Linked DNA regions of Homo sapiens: region 2 is linked to region 1. Evidence: read pairs that join two places in POLR2A ChIA-PET (ENCODE). Cell type or tissue: Caco-2. All regions are shown on one strand. Links, peaks and the distances in the headings refer to the core of each region. The heading gives the core; the rest is flanking DNA.

Region 1 (7,904 bases), core at 2,076-6,075:
GTCTTTTCAGTGTCCCACCGTTCGCTCCCCTCGTCTGGCCTCTCAGTCCCGTGCAGTCATTCCGCAGATGGGAAATGGAAGCTCAGAAGCCATTTGTCTGGCCTCATGCCTCCTCTCCACGGGAAGAAGCTCCTAGTTCTTTCATTTCACCCCCTTTGCACCCACATCCTTGTTCCTCCCTTCAATCAACCGTCTCTGACACTTCTTTGAGCAAGGCCCTGGCCTGGACACTGGGGGCAGAGGAGGGATGGATCATTCCTTCCAGCTTGTTGGGGGAGACAGAAAGGAAGATAGATGCTCACAAGGGTGCCTGGTTGGTGTGGGGACAAAAGAGGGAGTGTTCTGATGTTTTGGGGCCAGGAGTGCTGGCTGTGAGAGCTGACAAGTGAAATGTGTTCCAGGCCTAAGGGCCAACATACAGACTCCAAGGGGTACCCCGGGGTGCGCAGCTAGATAGCCAGGCCATGGCACATTCCATGGAGCTGGAAGGAGTAGAATTGCCTCCTCCAGGGCACAGCATGGGGTGAAAGAGTCCATGCTATGGACTGAGAGTAGAGTTTGGAACCAGAGAAAACTGGGTCCGCATCCCTTCCACTGCCTCCTAGCTATGCAGCCCTGAGTGGTTCATTGGGCTTCTCTGAGCCTCAGTTTCCCCCTCCATAAAATGAAGGGTCTTGAGGACTGGACCACACAGTGAGTGTGCAGGGCCCTGTTCATGTCTGTGGTGAGGAGTAGGCTCAGGGGGCTTGAAGCGGGTGGGTGGCCCCTCCTGGATCTTCTGGGAGGGCAGCAGAGTGGGGGAAGGCCCAGGCTGGAGGCTGGGGCAGGGGGCCTGGAGCTGATCATGGCCTCCCCTCACGGCCCCCCTAGGCGTGATGTTATCTACTCAGTGAGGGTGGGGAGTCCGTGGATTGACCAGATGACGCAGACCGCCTCCGATGTCCCGGTGCTCCAGGTCATCATGCATAGCAGGTACCGGGCCCAGCGGTTCTGGTCCTGGGTGGGCCAGGCCAACGACATCGGCCTCCTCAAGCTCAAGCAGGAACTCAAGTACAGCAATTACGTGCGGCCCATCTGCCTGCCTGGCACGGACTATGTGTTGAAGGACCATTCCCGCTGCACTGTGACGGGCTGGGGACTTTCCAAGGCTGACGGTGAGTCAAAGCCTCTGCAGACCAGGGCGGGTGCTGTGAGAAAGGACGTGGGTGCAGGCCAGGGTGCCACCACAGATGGATGTTTCTGAGGCACCTTCCCCAGGGAGCCTGCCGCTCCCGGGACCTTCCTGCCAGGCTCTCATCTCTGAGGTCTCCTTCCCCTTGAGGATCTCGTGGGGAACACCTCACTGCTGCTCCAGCCTCAGGGGACCCTGATTGCCTTTGAATCCTGAGTCAGGCCAGGGCATGTAAACAGAACTTCCTTGAAGGCAGAGAGGCACAGAGTAATACCTCACAGTCCACACCCACTGCCCAGGCATCGGCAGCTTGCAGCAGAGCACCTGAGGTCGGGGGAGCAGTCTTCTGTGTTGTAAAATGCTGCCCAGAAGGCCCACATGGCTGGCTAGGGGCCGTCTGCAGCTGGAGCTCATGGTTTCCCCTCCCCTCAGTGGGCCTCAACTCCTGGTCGTCCCAATTCAGGAGCAAGGCCCAGAGAGCAGGTGTGTTCTCTCAGGAACATCCAGGGGACCCTAGAACTGTCTACTTCCTTCAGGGGGTCCCCAGCCCATAAGAGAGATGCCCTTCCCTGTGGCCTCAAGGAACCAACTTACTCTCAAAACAGCTCAAGGGGGCTTCAGCCCATGTGGGAGGACCTGGGAGTGACTTTGTCATCCCTGCTGTGGCCTGTCTCCTGTCTCCCAGGAGCTTAGGCCAGGGACAGGGACACACTACTCAGGGAGGCAGAAGGAAGAAGCAGTGCCTGGCCTCCATGGAGGGGTCTGGGAAGGCTCAGCAGGGAAGAGGCCTGTGGGAGAAGGGATGCTTGAAGAGAAGGAAGGCTTGGCAGGCCCTCAGGAGGGAAGGAGTGGCAAAAGCCAAGAGGCCGAGTGTGGTGGAGGTGGTGTCAAGGGCCCCAGTGGCCTGGGCACTGCAGGAAGCGAGAGCAGGCCCGGCAAGGCTGGGTTGGGGGTACTCTGCTCCGGGGGCTCTGTGTTGAGGGCCCTAGATGGGTATGGGCTAGAACGAGGGCAGAGGTGTGTGGCTAAAGCAGAAAAGGTGGGACGTGGGGAACAGTGGAGAGAGGACGAGTGAGGCTGGCGGTAGTGGGCAGCGGTGAGTGGCTGCGCCTAAATGGGGCCCTGTCCCACAGGCATGTGGCCTCAGTTCCGGACCATTCAGGAGAAGGAAGTCATCATCCTGAACAACAAAGAGTGTGACAATTTCTACCACAACTTCACCAAAATCCCCACTCTGGTTCAGATCATCAAGTCCCAGATGATGTGTGCGGAGGACACCCACAGGGAGAAGTTCTGCTATGTGAGCGGCCTCTCCTCGCTCACTCCCCTTCAGGGGCACCTGGGGGAGAGGCATCTGGGGAGGGAGAGCGGAACGGTGGAGGTTGGGTAGGGGAAGGGAAGGGGGTGGGCAGGACTCTGGGATATGGGGATGGAGGATGTCGGGGGAGACTGGGAGGAAACAGATGGGGGCTGGGAATGGGGATGGCTGTTGGAGGTGAGAGGAGTGGGGGGTCCGTGGGGAGATGGAGGGTGGGTGTTAAGAGGTGGGGGATGAAACCCTTTGAGGAAGAGCTCCTGGGTCTGGAGCACTTCTCACCTATGTTGGCACTGGGGGACTGTGGAGGTGTGGTGTGAGGACATCCCGCCTGTCCTGGAGCTGGGTCGTCTCTGGCCTTGCCTGGCCTCCCTGACCCTTACTCCCCCAACCCTTCCCACAGGAGCTAACTGGAGAGCCCTTGGTCTGCTCCATGGAGGGCACGTGGTACCTGGTGGGATTGGTGAGCTGGGGTGCAGGCTGCCAGAAGAGCGAGGCCCCACCCATCTACCTACAGGTCTCCTCCTACCAACACTGGATCTGGGACTGCCTCAACGGGCAGGCCCTGGCCCTGCCAGCCCCATCCAGGACCCTGCTCCTGGCACTCCCACTGCCCCTCAGCCTCCTTGCTGCCCTCTGACTCTGTGTGCCCTCCCTCACTTGTGGGCCCCCCTTGCCTCCGTGCCCAGGTTGCTGTGGGTGCAGCTGTCACAGCCCTGAGAGTCAGGGTGGAGATGAGGTGCTCAATTAAACATTACTGTTTTCCATGCCTCCTTCTTCCCCGGCCTCAGAGGCCCCACGTTTCCTGGGCCTGCTCTGTTGGGAGTCCACAGGTGAACCAGATGAGGGTGAAGTGGGGAACTCCAGGCAGTTTACACTGAAAATTGCAGAGCCTCCAGGATCTCCCCCATTCAAAGGTTCGGGGTGGCTCCCGCAGAAGGTGGAGGGGGTGTGAAGGGGTGATATTAGGGTCAGATGATCGAGGGGCCTGGAACATACCGCCCAGGCTGAAGCTGGGGCTGCCAGGACCCAGCTGGGGTGCAGCTGTCTGGGCTGGAAAGTGGGTGCTCTTTCTGTGATAACTGTGGGAGTCGGGCTTTCCTTGACTTTGGCTGATTTCTGGCAAGAGGCTAGAACACAGCATTTCATTGCCCCAAAGAGCCATAGTGAACTTTGACCCTCTGTCTCTGTCTCCTGTCTGGAGACAGTGACAGACACCCACTGGAGTCAGATGTTATTCCAACCACCAGCAGCCAGGCCTGCCCATAAAAGGCTAGTGGTGGCCCCATGTCAGGGGAAGGGCAGGTGGAGCCTAGGCCTGGACTTCCCCAGTCTTCAGCAACTGCTGCTCTGTGTGACCCTGAGTGGCCCCTACCCCTCTGGACTTCTGCTGCCTGGCCACATGGGAAAATTCTGCATAAATAGAATGGCCTTTTTCACCCCTATGTATGAGAAGCCCATGGGTTGGACCCCAAGGGCAGAGGTCGGTCAACTGCCTCCATCTGGTGTCAGAGTCCTCAGCTTCCATGGCGGGGCCTTTGGCCATGGCTCTGCCCCTCACTGCTCCTAAGACCCCATGTCATGCGCTTTCCTCATCAGCCTGGATCACTCTCCTCCCTGTACAGTGATGATCCAGGTCCAGGTCAGGAGCCAGGTTTGACTCTTCTGTGTCCCCAGCACTGGGCACAGACCATCACAGGTCTATTGAAAATCATGAATGCAGCCTTGTGAACTCAGCACCCAGAGAGCTGGCAGCGTCCCTCCCGAGTCCTGTGCCTGCCTCCGGGATGGGCCCAGGTGACTGCAGCTGCCCCTCAGCCTCTTGGCTCCCATTTCTCCCTCTATCTCATCCTAATTCAGGCTGGCAGAAGAGTCAGGGAGGGGACTTTGGCCTGGCCTGAGCCATCTGTCACTGACTGCTGCATCACCCTCCACATAAATGCCCCAGGAATAGCGCATCCTGAGGGGTCATCTCAGGAGGCCATTTTCTAGGCCTGGCTCTGAGAAGGCAATCAGCTTTATTCACAAATCTCTGCAGGCTGCTTTTCCAGCAGGCTCTCCTGGCTCAGAAACCTCTGGTGTCTCGAGACCTTAGTGTTCAGGCCTAGGTTTCAGAGCCTTAGTCTGTTCGATGCCATCTGGAAGTGCCTCTGTGCATCTTCCCTCCCCCAGGTGCTATTTGGGCCTTTGTCTTCTGGTCAGAGATGCTTCTTTTAGGTGCCCGTAGTGGGAAATGGTAGAAGAGGAAGCTGCAAAGAAGCTGGCACTGTTATGGTCAGCAGGCAGAAGGCCCTGCTGTGATCTTCTAGGGCCCTGGGACCTCCCAGCACAGCTGGGCATAGAAGGGGCCACCAGAACAGCCCGAGGTCCCCCTTGGCTTCTTAAATATACTCTGATTCCCAAGAGGAGCCCAGACTCCAGCTCTCTTTCCGGCACCCTCTAGCCCATTGGCCTTAGCTCTGTGTACCCCTGACCCAGCCCTGCAGCCCCCAGCCCCGAGCTCGAGCCTCGGGGCCTCATGCCGGGCCTGGCAGCAGCCTCAGCTTCATCACAACGTGTGAAATGAGGGTAGCCCATTGCCTTGAGCTTGATGTCTGCTGGGCTGGGGGTTCCATTTCTGAAGCCACCTCTACTTACTCCCTTGAGCTGGATCCCCTGCCAGGCTTGGGGAAGTCTTCTCACCACTGGGGCTCCTCCCTGGCCAGACAGAGTCCCTCCTGCTGCCACAGTGTCCCCCAGTGACCCTCTCTGCCTCCTCATGGCTACTCTGGGTGTGGCCTCACACCCTGACCCATGCACTTCAGCCATTTCGTGCCAGAAAGGGTGGCTGAAGTAACCCCATATCCCATTACTCCTTCACAGCCACTGCCATCCCTGGCAGAAAGGGTGGGAGACAGGCAGGTCTGGGTGGGGAGAGCAGTGTATCTGCAGAGGGACGGTGGCACCAGACCACCTCTGCCGAGACAGTACCCATGTGGATGGGGTGAAAGGAGCCAAGCCTAGGCTGGGGGGCAGGACACCTACGAGATTGTCTGGTTCCTGCCCCTGATGGGCCATGAGGATGTGGCCATGGGCCTCAGCTTCCCTCTCTGACCACAGCCTCTGTGGTCCCCAAATGAGCTCAGAGTCCAACATGCCTGGACCCCGGCCACGGCTTGAGCTCCAGGGCCCGCCAGCCCAAGCTGCCCAGGATGTCTTCATTTCTCTCCTTTCTTCTTCTTGGCCTCATTCTTCTCATCCTCCTCTACTTTGATGGCCACTGTGTCCACACTGTCCTTCTTCTTCTTCTTCTTCTTCTTCTTATCCTCTGTGGGGCAGGGGGAAGAGACCATGTGATAGTGGTGAGACAAGGTCCTGGGGTCTGACTGTCCTGAGGGGAAGAGCCCCAGAACCTCCTACACTCTGCCTTTTTCTTCCTTCTTCCTACTGGAGAATAGGCTCATCGTTCTATTTGCCTCATGCCAACCAATTTCTGTGCTCTGGTCTCCAGGGGCAGGGCTGGGGCCCCTCCCTGAACCTGCTTTGGTTGGAGCAGAGGAACAGGGTGACTCCAGGCAGCAGGACTGAGGAACTGGCTGGCGCAGCAGGGCTCAAGCCAGGGCCAACTCACCTCCTGGGACTTCTGTGAGCTCATTGAGGGGTGGCACAGTCTCCAGCTTGTCTGTGTACATCTTGGCTGCCTTTCGCTGCAGGTACCGGGCTTCGATCTCCTTCCGGGTCCGTGGCACACGACAGTTGAAGACACAGCACAGCGTGATGACTGTAGGGAGGACAGAGCAGGCTTGGCTGGGGCTGGGGTTCAGAGACCCAAGGAATGGCATCCGCCTTCCTTCAGGCCCGCCCCCATCCACCCACATGTGTCTCACCCACCAGACCCTGGCAGGAGGCTCAGCATCTTGACAAAACCCCTGTGGACCCTATGATGACCAAGGTGGCTTTCCTAAGCAGGGCTGACTTCATGCAGCTGCACAGGCCCCCGTGCTTGGAAGGGACCCTGGCTAAATTATGTCACCAGTCCTGGTCCTGAGGGTCTTTCTGACTAGACTGAGAGTCACTGGAGGGTAAGGCAGAGGTCTGCACCATGACTTAAGCCATAGCTTCCTGGGGGCCATCCAGCACTTCCAACCCAGGCCTCCGGGTGTGCAACTTAGCTTCTCCTTCCCACACCACTGAGAGCTAGGCCAAAGTTGCCTCAGTCATGAGAGGACGTGGCTCTGCATGTCCTCCTCAGCCTCCCTGAGGACATCCCTGGGCTCTCCCTGGCTAGGGCGGGAGCCCATGAGAGGGCACAGACCCTGCCCTGAGGCATTCACCTCAGACGGAGTTATTTCAGGAGTGGTTTTCCGGCTGAGGGCAGCTGCACCCACGCCAGTTGGGCCAGGTCATGGAGCTGGCCTGTCTAGGGATGGGTAGGGCAGGTTAGGGCTGCCAGGACCTGGCTGGACTGAGTTTATTTTCCTAAGGCCCCCACAGCCTGACCACCTTGGCCCCAGCCCTAGAGGAGGGGATGGAGCTGGTTCCTATTATAAATCAGATGACCAGACATAACTTCCTGGCAGACTCCTGGGGGCAGAAGGGCCCACGGAGGATTAACCAGGTCTATTTTGGGGAAGATGGATCAGATCTATGTAGCCTGGACTGGAGTACCTTCTGGGGTCATTTTATGCAACCAAGTCAGAACCCCTTCAGACAAATATTGTGGTCCTACTAGGTCTCACCCAGGCTCAGAATAAAAGAAAAAAATCAATGAATGAATGAATGGGATGATCTCAAAGCCTTTGCTGTTGGGAACAGGACTGGACTAGAGTGAATGAATTGGGGAGCCAATAGCATCCAGGCATACACTTGGAGGAGGGTGCTGCACAAGGGCCCCAGCTATAGATCCGACTGTCCAGGGGTGGACCTGAGCAGACAGCAGGCCTTATCCAAGAAGCTGGGTCCTGGATTTCTCCAGAACCTGTGTTCATGCCTGAGACTCGAAGTTGGTACCCAATCCTAACCCTCCCGGCTTAGGCCACCTCTTCTAGCCACCCCACCAGGAACCTCCTTGGGACTATGCCCACTCAGGCTCCATGCAGGCTGGTCCCAGGCCCCGGGAGGCTGGGGCTTCCTAAGGAGCTCAGTGGGCCACTGACGGCAGCCAGAGCCGGGCTCAAACACCACCCCTCACTTCAGGCCTGCCCCGCACAGCCTGGCCTGTTTGCTTCTCTTCAAAGAAGGGGAGATGCAAAGAGCTTTGGGTCAAGTTCCAGGGCCCAGGCAGGGGCTTGGGATATAAGTCCCTGGGGCTGGAGGAGACCTCCAGGGGCACCCCATCTAGCCCCAGCCCCTTTTCCTGCAGGGCTTTGGGGGTGATGCTCCAATAACAGCCCAGGCAGACTGGGAAGCAGGAAAAATGTTTCCCCCCAGGAGAGGGAG
Region 2 (7,904 bases), core at 2,057-6,056, 230 kb before region 1:
GAGGTGAGGGCAGGGGTGCAAGGTCTAGGTGTGGAGATGTGGGCAGGGGTGAGAAATGGGGGAGTACCTCCATTAATAGGCAGATAGGCTATGGGGAGGGCCCCAGCCCAGACCATGACTCTCCTGCCCTCCAGCCATCAGCGTTCCTGAGGTTTACTCTTCTGGAGTTGGTGGAGAGGGTAGCAGTTAAATTGGTAGCATTTCTGAAGGTTGTCTAGCCCAGGCTCTGGGCTAGGCCTTGAGGTGCTCTAGGAGATGCCCCGTGCTGAGAGGTTCTTGAAGGGAAGGGGTAGTAAAGCCTACATGTGAATAGGAATGGCCACAGGCCTGTGCCCTGGGCCTACGGTCAGACCCTGATATGCACTGGGTAGGCCCAGAGGATTCTTTTGCCTGGGAATCTTAGAAGGCTGCTTTGAGGAGGTGGCCTTTGGCCTGGCCTTTAGGACTGGCCAGATGGTGTGTTTTCTTGGGGGTTATCAGAGTAGATATTTCAGGATTTGAGACAAAATGTGGGGTGTAAGAGTGTTCTGGACAGAGCAGATGTGAGGTCGAGATGAATGGCTGTTGTCCTGGGGGTGTGGAGACCCAGTGAGAGCTTTGAGCGGAGGTGCAGTGTGGTCTGACCAGTATCTTTGAAGAGGAGGCCAGGAATGTGGATTGATAAGTTGAAGAGAGACTTAGGGGAGACAGGTTGGAGAAAGAGAGGGAAAAATGCAGGAGGCAGCTGTATTCTCCAGAGTAGAGGGGAAGGCTGGCTGGCAGGCAGGGGTGGAGGGGAATGGCTGGGGGCTTGGTTGTGGTGGGGAGCTAAGGAGGTGGTAGACGAGACTAGGGATTGGGAAGGAGGGAGAAGATGGCAAGATTTGGGAAGGGTATTGAGTGGGGAGTGGGGGTGGTGAGGCATTGAGTCTGATTTAAAGGTCTCAGGGTGAGCGAAGTGTCTCTAAATTCCTGGGGAGGCTGTGCACCTAGGGCCTTGCCTGCTTTCCTACTGAGTGTCCAGCAGGGCCTAGGCTTGGACTTGGGCTGGCTGTGGCCGCATCTGAGCACATGGGACCAGGTCTGAACTGTGTGGGGAGCGCAGGAGAGGCGGGTAGAATCAGAGCTCTTTAGAAACTCAGCGCCACTCTTCCACTCTTGATAGCCTCTCTCTCGTCTCCTTGGCAAGACTGAGGGCCAGGCATCAGGACGACCTGGATCCAGACTTGCAGCTACCGCTGATGGGTTCTGTGACTTTGGACAAATCTTTTCCTTTTCCCTGACTGCCATTTCCCAGGTTTTCCCATGGCTTAAACTGAGGACCTAGAATGGGTGATCCTGCGAGCCCTCCAGGTCTGAGGCTCTTTGAGTCTCTCAGGTAGGGGTGAGCTTCAAGTGGTCTGCGCTTCCCTCCACTATCCCGGGCAGCAAAGGGCCTTATCTTGTGATTCAGGCCAGTGTCACCAAAAGCGATTTTCCTTCCCGTGAATGCCCATTGTCCTATTTATGAATCACTCTTTGTCAGGAAGGCTGAGGTACACCTTATCTCCCCCACTTGTGTGGCCTGTTCATTTGTTCACCTGCTCCTGCCACAGATGTGGATCTTTATCTTTTTTGAGCCCCTGCTCTTTGCACAGCATCCCAGGCTGGGGTCATTTTTAACCTCATGCTGTCTGCAGAGCTAGTGCTGCCCCCCACCCACCAGATTGCTGGGCATTTTTAAAAGTCATTTAGATAGTTGGGTGTTTTCTCATTTATTAATGAATAACTTGGCCTTTGCTGAGGCACTTGAATGTCTCTGGGGCTCCAGGAGGGTGGTGACAGCTGTTTGACCTTGCTTGAGAGCCGAGAAAGGGCATGGTATTTGCAAAGCACTCCTCCCAAAGGCTGGACACTTTCCCGTAGTCCCCACCTACTTCTGCCAGGTGGTTCGGGTTAACAGAACCCCTGTGGAAAGGAGTCGTCTTTGTGGCTGGGGGTCTTGCCCCACTAGCCCAGTGTGGGGAAAGAAGAGCCCTTTCTGCTTTTCCTTCTCTGCCCTTACCCAGGGCAGGTGTCTGCCGCTCCTTCCCCTGAGGTAGGCACTGCAGGGAGTAGCCTTCAGGGTGTCCGCTGGTTGGGAGTTGGGAAGGAATTTTTTGCTAGAATTTGCAGGCTCTGGCTTGCTTCATCGGCTAGTCTTTAGTCAGGGAGGGCTGCATGTGTCAGCAGGGCCCTTGTGGAAGCCCCGTCCAGGTCCCAGCAGCCCTGGGAGCCATTTGGAGAATCCTGACTTGTTTCTCAGTGAAGCATTTATACTCTGTTCTCCCTTCCCTCTTTGGCCATCACCAAGCATCTGCCTGTCCACCCCAGGGCCTGCCTTCCCCAGCAGAGGTCAGTGAACTCTCTCCAGTCTCTCCTCGGTTTCTCCATTGCTTAAGAACACCGGCCAGAGCCCTCTGTGTTCGGCCATTGCCTGCCTTGACTGTCTTACCTGGCAATCATTGTCACCCCCTCCCCCAACCCCAGTCACCTGCATGCTCTTCAGACCACACCCTGCCTTTGTTCAAGCTCTGCTTCCCACCGGGAATGCCCTTCCCACTTCTCTCCCCCTATGCTGTATCACCCAATTCTGCCCAGCCCATCTCTCAGTAGGAAACCTCTCACCCATCGCCCAAGAACCACGTTCCATGTTGACCTCTCTCGTGTAGCTGCTGTCACTTGGTCAGTTATTTTGTTCTCGCTGCCTCGTTGCCATGAGATGAGCTGCCCTGAGTTGGGGTGGGGGGCATGTTGATCTGTTCTCATGACAGAAGCCTTTCTCTGGGCCAGGCCTCCGACCTGGTTTTGGTAGTCTGCTCCCCGGAGGTTGTGTGGCCAAGGAATGGCAGGGTCTGGTTGATGCCTGCAGTCTCCACATAAAGCAGATACCATTCTTAGGAAGGCAGTTGTCAATGGCATAAATAAATGTCTAGGAAAGGTAGTTCAAGTAGCTGTTTTACTTATAATTTATATGCAGGCTCCAGCGCATTCTGTGTCCACCAGAGCAGGCTCCCAATGGAAGGAGCTCACAGATCTCTCTTAGAACACTGCTCTGCGAGAGTCAAAGGCAGGACGCTGCCATAGTGAAGTGAGCATTGTCACCTTCTGGAGTGCCAACCCTGGCATGCAGGGAGACCCACGACAGCTCTGTCTTGGGGCCTCTCAGTCCATGCCCTGGGCCCCAGGTGTGGTCACACGAATTTGTGCATGTGCACACACGCCCTGCGTCAGTTTGTCCACAGGCAGGCTGACCTAACAGAGGTAATCACATAATAAAGGATAAAGTCCAGGAAGACATTTTCTGCTTCAGGTGGAAGCAGTATGGCAGTTTCCTTCTGTTGTGGCCCCCAGTGCACCTGAGAACAAGCATAACATGTCAAGGTTGAGATGAACATGACTCTGTAGACTTCAAAAAGAGGTGCAGTTGGTGGGAAGTCAAAAGAACCAGATTAAGAAAATTTTCATGGAAACTTCAGACTAATTCCCCTTGCCTCTGTCTCCCTGAATATAGCATAGGCCTAGGCAGTGAATCTTGTTGCAAGCCTGGTCCTAGTTCATGTTACTTCTAAAGCGAATCAAATAGGTATTTCTGGAGAGGACTCTGGCCTGAAAGGTGTCTCAGGAGGCCTGAGCTCTCATCCTGCCCTGGTTGCTGGTAACTTCTTTCCCCAGTCTTTCCTAGCTTAGCAGGTGGTTCTGTCTAGACCCATGAAGGTGACTGCTGGCCTGCCAGCATGGCCCCTCCATGGCACCAAGTGGCTGCATTTCTCACCACCTAAAGCCATCCAGCTCTTTCTGTGAGTGTTCTCTAAGGGCTACCAGGTACCTGGGACTGGGCTGGAGTTACGGACTTTTTTTGTTGCTTTTTTTTTTTTTTGAGATGGAGTCTCGCTCTGTCGCCCAGGCTGGAGTGCAGTGGCTTGATCTCGGCTCACTGCAAGCTCTGCCTCCCAGGTTCACGCCATTCTCCTGCCTCAGCCTCCCGAATAGCTGGGACTACAGGCGCCCACTACCACGCCCAGCTAATTTTTTTGTGTGTTTTTAGTAGAGATGGGGTTTCGCCGTGTTAGCCAGGATGGTTGCGATCTCCTGACCTCGAGATCCGCCCACCTCGGCCTCCTGAAGTGCTGGGATTACAGGCATGAGCCACCGCGCCCAGCCAAGAGTTATGGATTTTTAAATTCTGCACAGGCAATGAGGCTCCAGTTGTGCCTATGAGATGCAGCAGGCGTGTACCCTGTTGGAGTCTGGGACACCAAGCTGGGCCCTGCCAGGTGCCCCCCTTCTGAGATGTCCTGTTCTTTAGCTCCCTGGGCCACGTGGACTGGAAGTAGGAGCTTTCAACTGAGCTGGTGGTTTTCTCCCTTTCTTTGCAGGACAAGGAAGATGGGGAGCCAAAGACCAAGCATCTCAGAGAAGAGGAGGAAGAAGGCGAGAAGCACAGGTAATGCCCGTGTGCAGCTCCAGGGTCTGCTCTCTCCTCCAGCACTCATCGGTCTCCCAGTCTCTGGGTCCTCCCAACTCTGTTCAGTGTCTGCCCTGTTCCCTCCCCTCTTCTTTCTGCCCATGGCTGTCCTGTTCAGACCTTAAAATCTCAACATCTCAGAAGGCCCTTGTCGAGGCCTTCTCTGCCTCCTTTCCCTCATTTTCCATTTGGCTGTTACTCAGCCCCCAGCATTTTCTTTCTAGCCCTTACATTATGCCTTTTTACCCTTCTCATACACCTTTTGTGGCGTGGTTCTCCATTGCCTACTGAGTAAGTGCCCCTTCTGCACTTGGCATGTGAAGCTCTGCCTGGACCATCTAGCCTCATCCAACCTCCTCTGGTTTCCCTCTAGCCAGAGCCCTTTGTGGTCGGCCCTTGCCACCTCTGGCCACTCAGCATTTCCTGACCAGTCTTTTGTCCGTCCTCTCAGCCTGGAGGTCCTTCTCATCTCTCCTATACCTTTGATGTCTGGGTCTTCACATAGAGTTCAGCTCAAAGGGCGCCTTTCTCGTTGTCTGTGTCCCTCTGGCTTCATTTCCCTCTGTAGTATTTATCTTATTTTGTCGAATACTCTCATCTGGTTGGGTCCACTTAAGTTGCCTAAACACAGCACACGTGAGGGTCTTGGGTACACTTCCCTCGTGATTGCAGGCACAAGGTCTTCCCCCGCAGTCTTGAGGGCTGCAACCTCCACAGAGCCTCAGATGCTGCTTTGCCTCCCAAAAATCTGGAGCCTGGAAACTGTTGCCGGAACCAGTGTGTGGGGTGAGCGAGGCAAAGCTGTGCTGCTGATCTTTGTGAGCAGAGTGTCTGACTACCACTCCCGTGTCAGCAGTTCCAGAGGTCTCATGTCCTCCCTCCCATGCCTAGCCCTGAGATGGGGCTCTCTTCCTGGGGCCAGACTGTGTGTCTTTCTGGACAGGTTGCCTTGATTTCCTTTGCTCTGAGCAGCTTCCTTCAGGCACAGGGGGGTGTAGATCTTGATGGGCTTAGGCTCTGCTTTGCCCAGGGGGAGCGGGAGGGGAGGGAATGCTCTTTAGAGGAAGCTGGGCAGCCACACCAGAGCAGGCTTTCCTAATGCCACAGCCTTTTTTCACCTTCACCAGTATGAGTAGAACCTCCCCACATGCGGGCCTCATCTCTGCCTTTGTAATCAGGAGCAATCACAGACACGACTTACAGAGTGTTTTCACACCATCCTGAGAGCCCTGCAGAGTCCATGCCCCCTACTCGGGTTCAGACATGCTACCAGCTCTATGCTTAGAGGCTGGTGATGCTAAACAGTGAGTGGGTCTGCCGGCACTGGGCCTGGGGCTTTTTGTTGGGCCTCAGCCCCCAGCTCTTGAAGGTCCCTGGCTGGTGATGGGAAGATGAAGGCCAGTTAGTTGCTCCTTTGCCAGGTGACCCCAACATATGTGGCTTTATGGGTGGGTGCTGGCACAGTTTCCCCCATTCTGTGGTAACTACATATTAGAGGCCCTTTGGTCTTCTGGTTTATTCTTAGTTTCTCAAAAACTGGAACTCTGGCTGGAGCCTGAGTTCCAGTTTCTGGGCTTTGATTTGCTGGTGGTGTTTTCTCTGATCCCCACCCCTCCCCCTCCTCGATGAGAGAGAAGGGTCGCTGGTTTAGCAGGTGGGTGGGTGGGTCATACAGTAAGAGGCTTGAATGTTGAACCATATGGTTGTGAATCTCAAACATGGTGTTGAGTGAAGGAAAAAAGCAGGTTTCAGAATTGAGGCATACAGGGCAGGAACATTTATATCAAATTTAGGAACACAAAATGATATATGTGTGTTACTCAGTTGGCAAGTACTGACTTTATTGGTTGTCTGCTCTGTGCAGGGCACCATTGTGGGCCCCTGGAAGGCAACAGCAGACAAAGTACAGCCCCTACCCTCATGGAGCTGACATTTTCTGGAAGGAGACAGGCTGTTAACGAAGAAGCAGGCGTGTGATACAGTGTCAGGTGCTGCCAAGAAAGCGAAAGCAGAAGTGTAAACACATACATGAGGAGTGATGCCTCCGATTGCTGTCTGGGGAAGCAAGGAGGAAACAGGATTAGGGAAAGGCTCTATGATGTGTGATTTTTTTTTTCTTTTTTTTGAGATGGGGTCTCGCTCTGTCACCCAGGCTGGAGTGCAGTGGCGCTATCTCAGTTCACTGCAACCTCCACGTGGCTCCCAAGCTCAAGCGATCTTCCCACCTCAGCCTCCCAAGAAGCTGGGACCACAGGTGCGCACCACTATGCCCAGCTAATTTTTGGTACAAAAACAACATGGTTTCACCAGGTTGCCCAGGCTGGTCTCAAACTCCTGAGCTCAGGCAGTCCACCCACTTCAGCCTCCCAAAAGTGTTGGAATTACAGGTGTGAGCCAGTGGACCTGGCCAATGATGTGTGATTTTGTTGTACCAAAAAAAAAAAAAAAAAAAAAAAAACAGGAGGGGAACAAACCTGTCTGGAATATGGCAAAACATTACTTTTATTGACTCTGCAGGAGGTGAGTATATGTGTTAGGTTATTCTCCGGACTTTTCTGTGTGCCTGAGATATATCATAATGAAAACTGTGGGAAAAAAACCAAAGGGCATGTGTAGTTCCAGGCTCCTGTCAGTGAGTTCTAGATAAAAGAGGCCCTGCCATGTGAGGACCTGCTTCCTGTTAGGTCTTACAGGTCATTTGTAGTGGAGCACAAGACCTGCTCTGAGGCCCTGTCCTGAGCCCACTGAGCTGGGCAGGTGCAGGGCCCTGTTTTGTTTTTTCTCACCGCAGCCCAGGGACCAACCATGCTGGACATTGAATTGGGTTCTGCTTCAGCTCATCATATTCTTCTGCTTTGCTCTAATCTGGCCTCTTTTGAGGCAGTGGAGCATGGTGGAACAGGTTTGCCTCCCAGTCGTTGAGAGCTTGGCTTTTGGGGCTGTCCTTCTAGAGACTTTGGGCAGGTGGACTTCTAGCATCCTGTACCTGGCAGGGCCTGCTACTCGGTCACTCCCTTGGTTGCCAGGAAGCCTAGCCTTAGCAAGGAGTTGTGCCTGTATTTGTAGGCCCCAGAGAAAAGCAGACTCTTCTGACTTTAACAGATCCAGAGCAGAGGGCTTGCTCAGGTTATTTAGGAAGGCAGATTAGAACATTGGTTGCCTAACACAGGGCCAGACCTATGTGGACGTAACTTTAGACTGCAGGGTCCAGGGATTGGGGATGATGGACTTTCCAGGAAGAGCAGGATGCAGCAGAGGCCGTGTCCATCCCAGGGGATCTTGCTTTTTATTTGTACCCCAAGTCTGGAAAGGGGCTCTCATGCAGGATGCTTATGGATTGGGAGCTGATTCCAGAGAACCCCCTAGGCCATAGCCCCTGCTACAGCCTCCTTTGCCACTGGAGAGAAAGAAGTGACCTTCCAGTCCATTGGAGAGATGA

What was found. ChIA-PET counts read pairs that join two places held together with the same protein. Peaks named below come from ENCODE experiments on the same cell type or tissue, not always from the same donor. Only the 100,000 strongest peaks of a DNase experiment are listed, where the experiment ranks them.
Region 2: POLR2A ChIA-PET joins it to region 1 with 5 read pairs; 1 of 35 experiments calls an interaction of 5 or more read pairs at or near these places.

What each region holds. Positions count from the first base shown.
Region 1 is chr3:46,707,468-46,715,371 of GRCh38, reverse strand. It overlaps TMIE (transmembrane inner ear), which reads right to left. Exons shown (of 4, transcript NM_147196.3): 3 at 6,097-6,246; 4 at 4,486-5,793. The coding sequence ends at 5,684. PRSS50 (serine protease 50) reads left to right here. Exons shown (of 6, transcript NM_013270.5): 4 at 871-1,154; 5 at 2,305-2,471; 6 at 2,890-3,255. The coding sequence ends at 3,126. Among named protein-coding and RNA genes, the nearest start is that of PRSS50, 6.4 kb to the left of the region's middle. RefSeq lists an enhancer at 1,196-1,445. In Caco-2, for the core only: no CTCF peak of the experiment used is centred there; a DNase peak (open chromatin) is centred at 3,761.
Region 2 is chr3:46,937,538-46,945,441 of GRCh38, reverse strand. CCDC12 (coiled-coil domain containing 12) reads left to right here. Exons shown (of 7, transcript NM_001277074.2): 2 at 4,377-4,444. It overlaps LOC124909375 (a long non-coding RNA gene), which reads left to right and starts at 6,686. Exons shown (of 2, transcript XR_007095901.1): 1 at 6,686-6,719. RefSeq lists enhancers at 4,644-5,143, 5,144-5,645. In Caco-2, for the core only: no CTCF peak of the experiment used is centred there; a DNase peak (open chromatin) is centred at 2,073; H3K4me3 peaks cover 73 bases.